Regions from separate parts of the Homo sapiens genome. Here region 2 is linked to region 1. Evidence: read pairs that join two places in POLR2A ChIA-PET (ENCODE). Cell type or tissue: PC-3. All regions are shown on one strand. Each heading gives the region's core, and the rest is flanking DNA. Links, peaks and the distances in the headings are about the cores only.

Region 1 (5,386 bases), core at 330-5,329:
CTTTATTAAGGTATAATTTATGTACCATGCACTCATTTAAATATATAAGTCAATGATTTTTAGTAAATTTACCGAGTTGTGCAAGCATCACCATAATCACATTAAGATCCCTTTTGCTCATTTTCAGTTCATTCCTGTTCCCATCTCTATTCCCTGGCAACCGCTACTCTACTTTCTGCCTCTATAGATGTACCTCTCTGAACACTTCGTCTAGATGAAATCATACAAGACATGCTCTTTCGTGATTGCCTTCTTTCATTTAGCATAATGTTTTCAAGATTCATCCATGCTATAACATGTATCAGCACTTCATTCCTTTTTACTGCTGAATTGTATTTCCTTAAATGGATATCCCACAATTTGTTGATCAGTTCTCCAGTTTATGAGCGTGTGGGTTGTTATCACATTTTGGCTATTAGGAATAATGCTGCTATGATTTTTTTTTAACTTTCTACTGCTTTCTCAGATTATGCAATATACACACAACTTCTCATTTTTGTCTCTGCCCCCACCCCTCCTAGGTATAGACAAGGAATAAATTAAGACCCCAAGGCCAGTAGATATGTCTCCTATCTGGGGCAAATTATTTGTAAGTCCTTATCCAGGGCTCTTGGATGCTTAAGTTAAAGGGCTTATGTATTTGGAGAAGTGACTGTCTTATCTTGTATATCTATTTGGTGATAGAGGAAATATGGTGGTTCCCATGTTGGTGGCTTCGTGTCTCCAAACTGCAGGATTGCACAGTAAATCCTCCTATATTGCCAGCTTTGTGACTTGCCATTTACTTGGACTTTACAATTGTGCATAAAGACCCCCCAAAATCTCAGTTCTTAAGGTGTTTTTTACCCTTCCGTTTTAAATCCCTTCCTTCAGTAAGTAATTTTACAGTTTGGTCCCTGGAAGTCTCTGAGAAAAGTCATTACTTACCATGATTTAAATTTGAAGAGAAAAACATTGTGACACCCAGGGAAGGAGAATTCAATTCTAGTTCTCTAAGCGGAAAAGGGATGGCTTCAAAAATTCAGTGCTGGATGTCTGTAAGAACAAGTGGGGGAACCTCTACTACAAGTGTTCAGAATGGAGCTATCCCTTGCTCGGTTCCTTATCATTTGATTTATGCCTCACTCAGTGTGTCAGTCCTAATGATTTTTCACTGGCTTTCCAAATAGACATTACTTCTATAACCGCAACAACAGTGTAAAATATGCTGCAAAGTTTGCCCTGAAGGGAAGCACTGTCTTTTTTTTTATATATTTAAACAAGGGTACAGAATGCTGGAAGCTATCATCAATGCTAGATGGAGAGAATGCAATATCTCTTTCCATGATGCTGCAAATGTCATTGCTGGTAGGTCTATTAATAGCCCAGAGTGATTTTTGACCTTGGATTTATTAAATTAAAGAAGCTATAAAAATAGAGATGAATAGAATGAACTAACTGATGGAAATCCAGGGCATAGTCCCCATTTAACTATTTTCCCTTATGGATATTTAGCATATTATGTGGGGGTGGGAGTACAGAAATATACATAAAATTAATGTTTTCTGTATAACTCCTTTCAGAATGTAAATATTACTCTCAACTTAATCTGATTGAAAATAAGAAATCTTGTCAAGTTCACATACTCTCATTTTCTGCCATGTTGTTTGTTTTCAAGGAACCACTGCTGTGTTCTTAACAAAGTATCATCATTCTTTTTTTGTTTTCTTTTTTCTTTTTTTTTTTTTGAAATGGAGTCTTGCTCTGTTGCCCAGGCTGGAGTATAGTGGCGCAGTCTTGGCTCACTGCAACCTCTGCCTCCCAGGTTTGAGCGATTCTCCTGCCTCAGCCTCCCGAGTGTAGCTGGGATTACAGGCATGCGTCACCATGCCCAGCTAATTTTTATATTTTTAGTAGAGATGGAGTTTCACTATGTTGGTCAGGCTGGTCTTGAACTCCCGACCTCATGATCCACCCGCCTTGGGCTCCCAAAGTGCTGGGATTACAGGCGTGAGCCACCGTGCCTGGCCACAAAGTTCCATCATTCTTTTGGAAAGCAGGGCATCCGGGGAGGGAGCGGTTTTCCTCTTTCCTTTCTCACACTTATGCAGTTGGTTATAGTTCATCTATTGGAGGACAAGGTTGGGGACCCTCGGTGTCTCATGTGTGACATCAAAATCTCTACCTCATTTGGTGATGACCACAATAGACATTTAAGGCCATCCCTGGGACTTGACTGAGCCTGTGAATCACGCTTGATGGAGCTGCCCCTTCTGAGATTTTGAGTTAATGCTACTTTTCTATTTTTAATAGCATTCTTTGATTGTTCAAAGTTTGCTTTTGCTTTTATGTTTGTTTCCCTGGTAGGCTTATCAAGTTGAATGTTACAAACATAGTGGTTCAGGTACATACTGTACATACTGCACTATACCTTGATCATTAAAGGAATTTGATATTTTAGGTTATGGACCCAATTAAATGATACCAGCCATGTATGTCTCAGTGTGAATAAGTTCATTTTGATTCTATCCTGAATCTGGTTGGGATTAGGAGGCATTGAGACCAAACTCTGGTAATTATAAAATTTTGCAAAAGATTGGCCCACTTAGTGAGTTGAGCTTGAAAATATATAGTTCACTGGGAACATATGGGGATGCCTTAGTTGAGGGCAACCATCCATATATGTACATTGGCAAGCCTGATGTTTTCAGCCTCGTTTTTTTTATATCAAAACTAAACATGTAGGGGGAAAAAAGATGAAAAAAAGATTGCTGTGTCATTTCCCTTTTACTCAAATTCCAATTATGAACAAGTCTGAGTCACTATTGGTTAACAGTCTTCTGAGATGTTAAGAGTAGTCATGCAGGCCAACTGATACAAATTCCTTCTTATCTTCCCACAAACTTAACAGGTACTAAAATCTCATCATGCTCTGGGTAATTCCTGACATTTCCTTACTAGTTACAAACTAATTGATTGCCAAACTCTGAGTCCATGCTACATGTTCCTCCATAGAGACGGCAACCAAATCTTTGGGAAACTATTTCAAGAAATGAGTGTATTTGACAATTATTTGGTGTTCAAACAATGTAGTTTTCTGAGAGTTATGCTTCTGCTTTATGGTTTATTTATTTTCTAGTCACTTGGGAGAAACTCAGAGACATCTGTAGCTTCTTGTATTCTATGGCTTTTTTTTGCTAAAATCTCAAGCCATGAAAAGAAAAAAAAAAAAAAAAACGGTAAGTATTTTGAACCCTGCAGACCTAAAGGAAGCTCTGAGGCTTTGGAAAATGATCACAGAAGTCACCCAATTTTGTTCTCATTTTGTCAGCTCACAGTCATTAGAGAAGATGAAATTTCTCTGAAAAAACAATGAGTCAATGCAGTGTAATTGTTGAGTTTAATGGCCTTATCTTACAAAATAATGCAAACTGGTTATTTCTTGAACTATGTCAGACTGTGCAATCCTGACATTGCACTTTTCTGAATCTAGCATTTAAGGTACATTTCAAAGAATACTTCTGTTTGGTTAAGAGATGGCTTTTACAAATAGCCAGAACAATGAAATTTCAGTTGGAATATTAAGGAAACCTCTGTAGGACTGCATAAGCAATAAAATTGTCAAGGGGAATAATGGGTTTGCCAACTCTGGAAAGGTTCCAGGCTCAACTTGACATCACCTCTCTGTGATAATTTAGAAACCACAGGAGCAGGCTTGCTTTAATGCAGAAGAGCAGGTGGATGAGCCACTGGGCTTTGCTGGGAATGCCAGTCCTGTCTTTCCATTCCCTAAGATTTGATTGGTTAGCTTTTTCTGCTCACAGGGAAAAAGTTAGATGCAACTTGCTAGATGCAGTTTGAACCCAGTGATTTTCAAATATTTTGAGAAAATGACACGTTTTTGCATTATTTTTTGTGTATTTTGGTCTTTGGATATATATTTGAATATATATTTCAGAGTATATTAGGGCTTCTGTAACAAACTGGGAGGCTTAAAACAACAGAAAGATATTCTCTCACAGTTCTGGAGGTCAGAGGTCCCAAACCAAGGTGTTCTCATGATTATGCTCCTTCTGAAGGCTCTAGGGAAGCATCTTTCCTTGTCTCTAGTAGCTCCAGGCATTTCTTGGCTTATGGCAGCATCACTCCAATCTCTGCCTGTGTCTTCACATGGTCTCCTGTGTGTTTCTTCTTTTTGGCCTACTATACCTTATCCTCTTTTTCTCATTGGATTTAGGGCCCAGCCAGGTAATCTAAGATTCAACCCATTACAGACAGCAAAGGGGACTCCATTAAATCAGTAGGTAGTAGAAATATGTCCCTTTTTTTCTTCTAGCTTATATAGGCAATCTTAATCTTCTCTGGGTCTTTGGAAATATTAGGAGGGAAAGTCTGTCATCTAGAAACTTTCTTTATCCTACCCAATAGTAACTGACGATTCTTTTTTTTTTTTAGTTTTTATTTTTTTATTTTATTCTTTTTATTATACTTTAAGTTCTAGGGTACATGTGCACAACGTGCAGGTTTGTTACATATGTATACGTGTGCCATGTTGGTGTGCTGCACCCATTAACTCGTCCTTTACATTAGGTATATCTCCTAATGTTATCCCTCCCCCCTCCTCCCACTCCATGACAGGCCCCGGTGTGTGATGTTCCCCACCCTGTGTCCAAGTGTTCTCATTGTTCAATTCCCACCTATGAGTGAGAACATGTGGTGTTTGGTTTTCTGTCCTTGTGATAGTTTGCGAGAATGATGGTTTCCAGCTTCATCCATGTCCCTACAAAGGACATGAACTCATCATTTTTTATGGCTGCATAGTATTCCATGGTGTATATGTGTCACATTTTCTTAACCCAGTCTATCGTTGTTGGACATTTGGGTTGGTTCCAAGTCTTTGCTATTGTGAATAGTGCCGCAATAAACATACGTGTGCATGTGTCTTTATAGCAGCATGATTTATAATCCTTTGGGTATATACCCAGTAATGGGATGGCTGGGTCAAATGGTATTTCTAGTTCTCGATCCTTGACGAATCGCCACACTGTCTTCCACAATGGTTGAACTAGTTTACAGTCCCACCAACAGTGTAAAAGTGTTCCTGTTTCTCCACATCCTCTCCAGCACCTGTTGTTTCCTGACTTTTGAATGATCGCCATTCTAACTGGTGTGAGATGGTATCTCATTGTGGTTTTGATTTGTATTTCTCTGATGGCCAGTGATGATGAGCATTTTTTCATGTGTCTGTTGGCTGCATAAATGTCTTCTTTTGAGAAGTGTCTGTTCGTATCCCTCGCCCACTTTTTGATGGAGTTGTTTGATTTTTTCTTGTAAATTTGTTTAAGTTCTTTGTAGATTCTGGATATTAGCCCTTTGTCAGATGGGTAGAATGTAAAAATTTTCTCCC
Region 2 (5,386 bases), core at 242-5,241, 150 kb before region 1:
TTAACTAAAGCTGTGAAATAGAAAAAGGGAGAACTCTTTTAATTTTTTAAAAAGAAACGTTGAATCAGAAACAAATCTCTAAGGTTCTCATTCCAATATTGGCAGCATAGCTTGTATTGTGCTAACTATTGGACTATTTTGCTGATAATAACTGTACATTAAAAATTATAAACTGTAAAAATCGTTGTTTGAAAGCTACTTGGAAAGTAGTAAAAGCAAGCCAGAACTATAAGGGATATGGCTCTTGAAAGAAGAGGAGCACATCAGGCAGGATCCACACTTAACTGGTTTTTCTGCTGAGCGTGCTTCCCAGTTTGTTGTGGCACACTGAGATAGAGCTCAAGCAGAAGGTGGCATTCTTATTAAGTGAAGAAGTCAGAGGTTAGAGCTCAGGGCTACCAAAAACTTCTGGAAATCGGGAGGGGGAATCCTGGAAATGGAGAATCCTAAAATCTACATACAAATCCCTAGTTGACTCCTAAACTATGCACATGCAGGTATGATTTCAAGGAACACAAAAGGAAGCAGTAGTTGGAAAGTTAATGATCTGAGCAGAGGTGATACCAGCTTCCTGGTTCTAGGAAGACAGAGATTGGAGTTCAAATCCTGCCAAGTTATAAAGATTTGGCAAACAATTCAAGATTTTCTTTGGAACCCAGAGTAGCTATGCATTAGAAGCAGGGACCATGTCCCAGGAATGATAACTATATCCTTGAAATAATGGCAAAACTAAAATAGACCCATTGTAAGAAAACCTGAAAACCAAGCCTCCACAAAATTAAGGTGACCCACTTGTAATATAATGGTCTGACATGACAAAATTCAACACTCTTCAGAGGAACAGAGCAGAATTCACAGTCTATACAACGTATTATCAATAATATCCAGCATATAATCATAAATTGCTAGACAGGCAACAGGCAGGCAAATATAACCTATAATCAAGTAGAAAATCAAGACCTTGTCTCCATAAAAAAGGAAAAAAAAAAGTCAATAGCTGAAGACCACATGTCATCCAGATTTTGGTATTAGCAGATAAAGACTACTATAATGTGTTTGAAGGTTTCTAGGAAAAAATGGATATAGTGGGTGAAAATATGGGGAATAAGGGGAGAGAGAAGAAACCACTGCACCCTGAAAAAAAAAAATCCCAATTAGAAATCCTACAAAAGAAAAATAAAGATGATATCTTTGGTATCCTATTCACTTTTGTATCCTTTGCAATGTCTTTATGCCAAATAGAATTGTTTTTGCATAGCTGATTGTTAATTACTGTTAAAAGGTAAATTTATTTAAATCCATAAACTTGGACTTCCTCCTTTAAATCATATAAAAATAGGCATATAATACCTTACTATACTATAATAAAATGTTTACAGTAAATTAAAGTAGTAATGAACCTTAGTAATTTTTTAATATATTTGAACAAATTATTTCAGTTAAGCTATTCTGCCCTCCAATTAAATACAATCATGCATTACATTTACTGTCTATATCTAAAGCGTAAAGAGTAAAATTATGGAATAATTCAATTGGAGATATCTTTGGCAAAATTATGCATCAATTGGAAGAAACTACAACAACAATTATAAATTATTCTGGTAGGGTGGTTTTCCTTATTTAGAATCAGCTAACTGAAGTAAGCTAGCTTTCAATAAGGTGATTAATTTGTTTATTTTAATTATTGAACATAAAAACTGTTTGTGAGATTAACGATCACATTATCCAACATAATTAACCTGTAATGGAATTTTGTCTTCTTAAATTGAAGTATCATTTTTTTCAGTCCTCTTATAAATTAGTCCTGTCCGTCTTGAATCAATATATAAATTAAGTATTGTTAATCATAAAATATTTTTAAAATAGCTACAATATAGTACAAGTGGTTTTAATTTAGGTCTCATAAAACTAAAAGCAGATATCCCTACATTTTTGTATTTCATAGAATAGTAATATATTTAAAAGTATGTTTTTGAGATTAACACTAATTTGTTTGCCAACTTTATGTTGCATATTTGAAAGAACAGAACCAAAAACCAGTATATGTACTATCTTTACTTCATAAAAGAAATGACTTTACAGAACCAAAAATTAATTTAGGTAACCGCAATATCAAGAGAAACTGGAATCCTCTATGAGCAAGCACTGTAGATATTTAAAGCCACATCTATTTATATATCCGTTACATAGACTTATCTTTTTTCACTGCAAAGTGTTGGACACCTCCTCACTGAAATCTACAGATTATCATTTAAAAGCCCTGCAGTAGTATGTGAAGGGCTTCAGTGCAGCAGATGGGCTTGGTTCATGGGAGTGGTTGGGTCCTGTGTGTCTCTTTAAAGTGTTTGGATACATTTATCTATCAGCACACGTTAGTACTTTTCTGGGAAGAAGTTTCCTAACTTTCACATAGTTATCAATTGTGTTCTTAATTCCAAGGATAAAAATCCTTGCTAGTAGCCCTTTTCATTTATGGCAAGTGGTGTATCTCTTCCATTTTCTCATTGCTCTCAACTGTTAATAATTGACAAGAGAACCCAGTTTAAAGGGATATTCATTTGGTCATTTCTTAGAATCATTTCACTTACAAGAAATGAAGTGAGCCTTCTCGGTATCAGATGTTGCTGTTGTAAAATATGAAAGCCATTGCCGTTTTTCATAGGTTCCACTGAAGTGATAGTTGCTTGGTTTTCTTTCTGTGGTGGTACATTTGTGAGTAATTATTTGCCCTGTGACTTTGTGTATACCCTACTTCACTCAAGAAAAAGATTGAAAATTGTTCCTAAATCCATGCACAAAACAATAAGACAACATGTAAAGTAAGTAATAAAAGTTAGTCAACAAGAAATGCAGACCAAAAAGAAAGATGATCTGAAGCCAAGTGTTAATACATCAAACATGTGTCTCAAGCTGCTTCTGCATGATACACAGTTCAGAATTGGAACCAATCTTCCTAGTAGTCAGTACAAAGGGGAAAATCAGTTGAATTAGAGTGGGAAAGAACACAGGTCTGACAAACTAGCTTGAGCCAGCAGAAGCCAGCTTGAATGAGCACAGGCCCATGTGGCCCAGCACAAGCCAATATGAACCAATTAGAAGCGGCCTGAGTCACACATCTTCCCTCAGATGGTGGTGTGGTTCTGCCTTCCTTTTCCTGGGAACCTGCCTTCAGCAGCATCTCCCCTGATGAGGAGGGTGAGATGTGGACTTAGAGGGGCTGGCCAGACAGAAAGGATGAACAAGGGTGTCTTCATCTTGTACAAAACACAAAGGGGGAGTAGCTTCTTAACTTACATTTGAAAGTAGCTTGGCGGTGCTCCCAGTGAGTGAGTCTGATGTTCCAGAGACTCCACAGACAGTCATCATGTGTTAATACTGGAAACTGCCCCGCCTCCCCCACCGACAACACACACTAAAAAAGGGGAAAAGAAAACCAGACAACCTGCAGTTTGAATTTAGATGTATGAGACAAAGTGACAGCCTTAACATTCACCAAATTTAAAGAGGCAACATTGAATGGTAAGTTATATTTTAAAATATCAAACACCGAAATGTTAAACTTTCAGAAATATGAAGGTTTTAAAATGTCAAAACTAGGCATTTTTTAAAAATCCCACAGATCTAATTTCAAAGTGACAAAACTAAATAGAATGTCTCTCTGAAAGGTACTTTTGTTAAAATGAAACAGTGTTTGAATTCAGTGGGTGATTATTCATTGCTCTGGCATTTATTTTACGATCTCAGTAAAAACTCAGGAGACAACAACTCCATGTAATATGACAGAGTTGGACTGACTGGCATTTTTGCAGTTCTCACTAACGGGATTGAATCCATCAAGACTTGGATAGTGGTGGTTGCTTGAGCCTCTCAATACCTGAATTTTCCTTCATAAGCAACTCCATGTGGAGCTCTGGCAAGAAATGGTGGTATGTAAGGTTGGGCAAAGCAGCTTGCATCTTCTTCAGACTTGGATGTGTCTCCTGATTCCCCGGATTTAGTTGCCAAATTCTCTCCTCCTTTTTACTCCTCTTGGCTTATAGATCTGTTTACTAGCCAATGAGCTGTTTGATGTCTGAGGGAAACCTCTGCAGATGGAAAGGATTCTTTAGAGTAAGTTGGCTTCTATCTGCATGTTTAGTTTAGTAGAGTTATCTTTGCAAAAATCCTAGTTTTTCATGTGTTTTGAAGTTCAGTATGGAAATCTTATTATTCTATTTTTAAGTGTAGTTAAATAAGTACAATTACCTTCATGTTTTCTTTGGCTAATATTTAATTAATTCAAGTCAAACAAATTCTACTTAAATAATCATACCCATTTTCAAAGGTAGTTAAACACCCTTAAATATTTTATACTGCAATTATGCATTTAATATAGTATATTTTCCTTTGAAGTGCTTCCAGTGACCTGATAGGGCAAATCAGTATGCAAACAATCAAAGCTTTCCAAGCATTTAAAAGTACTCTTATAAATATAATAAACTTACAAAGCAAATAAGCTTTTAAAAATGTTCCAATTATATTTAAAAATACAATCAATTTTCTTATTCCTTTCAGCTTAAAATGGCAAAACTAATGTATAGTTTCTTAAATCACCTATATAACATATATTCTTCATAAAATTAACTCAAAAGTACTAATTCTGTGAGTTGATGTTATTTCCATTGTTGGCTTAATTCTAAACATTCCGGGTGTTGAGATGTTTATTACTGTGGCAGAAACTTCCAGTTCCTCCCCACAGCCATCCTTCCCTTCCTCTATAATAGGCACTGGCAGACTTTTTCTGTAAAAGGCCAAACAGTAAATATTTTAGGCTTTGCAAGCCACATATGCTCTCTGTTGCATATTTGTCCTTTATAAAAGAAAACAACCATTTAAAAATGTAAAAAAAAAAATTTTAACCCTCTGGCCATACAAAAAAGATCAGTGGGCTGATTTTGGCCTGTCAATTGTAGTTTATTGACCCCTGTTCTAGAATTTTAAAATCATTCGATTTTTTTTTTTCTTTTAGGTGGGCACATTTCCCAGACTCTCTTGTAGGTAGGTGGCCATATGACTAATTTCTGTCCTCTTTCCCTCCGAATGCAATGCGGACCTAATGGTGCAGCATCTTGGCTCTGTAGTTAGGAACAGCACCATGGGGATGGCAGAGCAACAAGCTAGAAGGAGACTGGGCTCCAGGGCACTGCAGGAACTTTATGCCTCTCTGAGAACTGAGCGGTGTTGACAACCAGCCTAGACTTCTAGGTGAGACAAGAATACATTTCTAACTTGTTCAAATTCCTGTAACCTGCAGCCAAATCTGTATAGCTAATCTACTTTCTTAGGGGACAGATTTCAAACCTCAGGGGAACTCAAGTTAATGAGTCAAAAATTCATACCCACCATA

Evidence for each region. ChIA-PET counts read pairs that join two places held together with the same protein. Peaks named below come from ENCODE experiments on the same cell type or tissue, not always from the same donor. Only the 100,000 strongest peaks of a DNase experiment are listed, where the experiment ranks them.
Region 2: POLR2A ChIA-PET joins it to region 1 with 13 read pairs; 1 of 35 experiments calls an interaction of 5 or more read pairs at or near these places.

What each region holds. Positions count from the first base shown.
Region 1 is chrX:12,357,759-12,363,144 of GRCh38, forward strand. All of the region lies in intron 1 of FRMPD4 (FERM and PDZ domain containing 4), which reads left to right. Among named protein-coding and RNA genes, the nearest start is that of FRMPD4-AS1, 15 kb to the right of the region's middle. In PC-3, for the core only: no CTCF peak of the experiment used is centred there; a DNase peak (open chromatin) is centred at 2,733; H3K4me3 peaks cover 420 bases; H3K27ac peaks cover 2,163 bases.
Region 2 is chrX:12,207,329-12,212,714 of GRCh38, forward strand. The region is part of intron 1 of FRMPD4 (FERM and PDZ domain containing 4); the gene reads left to right. Among named protein-coding and RNA genes, the nearest start is that of FRMPD4, 72 kb to the left of the region's middle. In PC-3, for the core only: no CTCF peak of the experiment used is centred there; DNase peaks (open chromatin) are centred at 3,323 and 3,753; H3K4me3 peaks cover 1,231 bases; H3K27ac peaks cover 2,482 bases.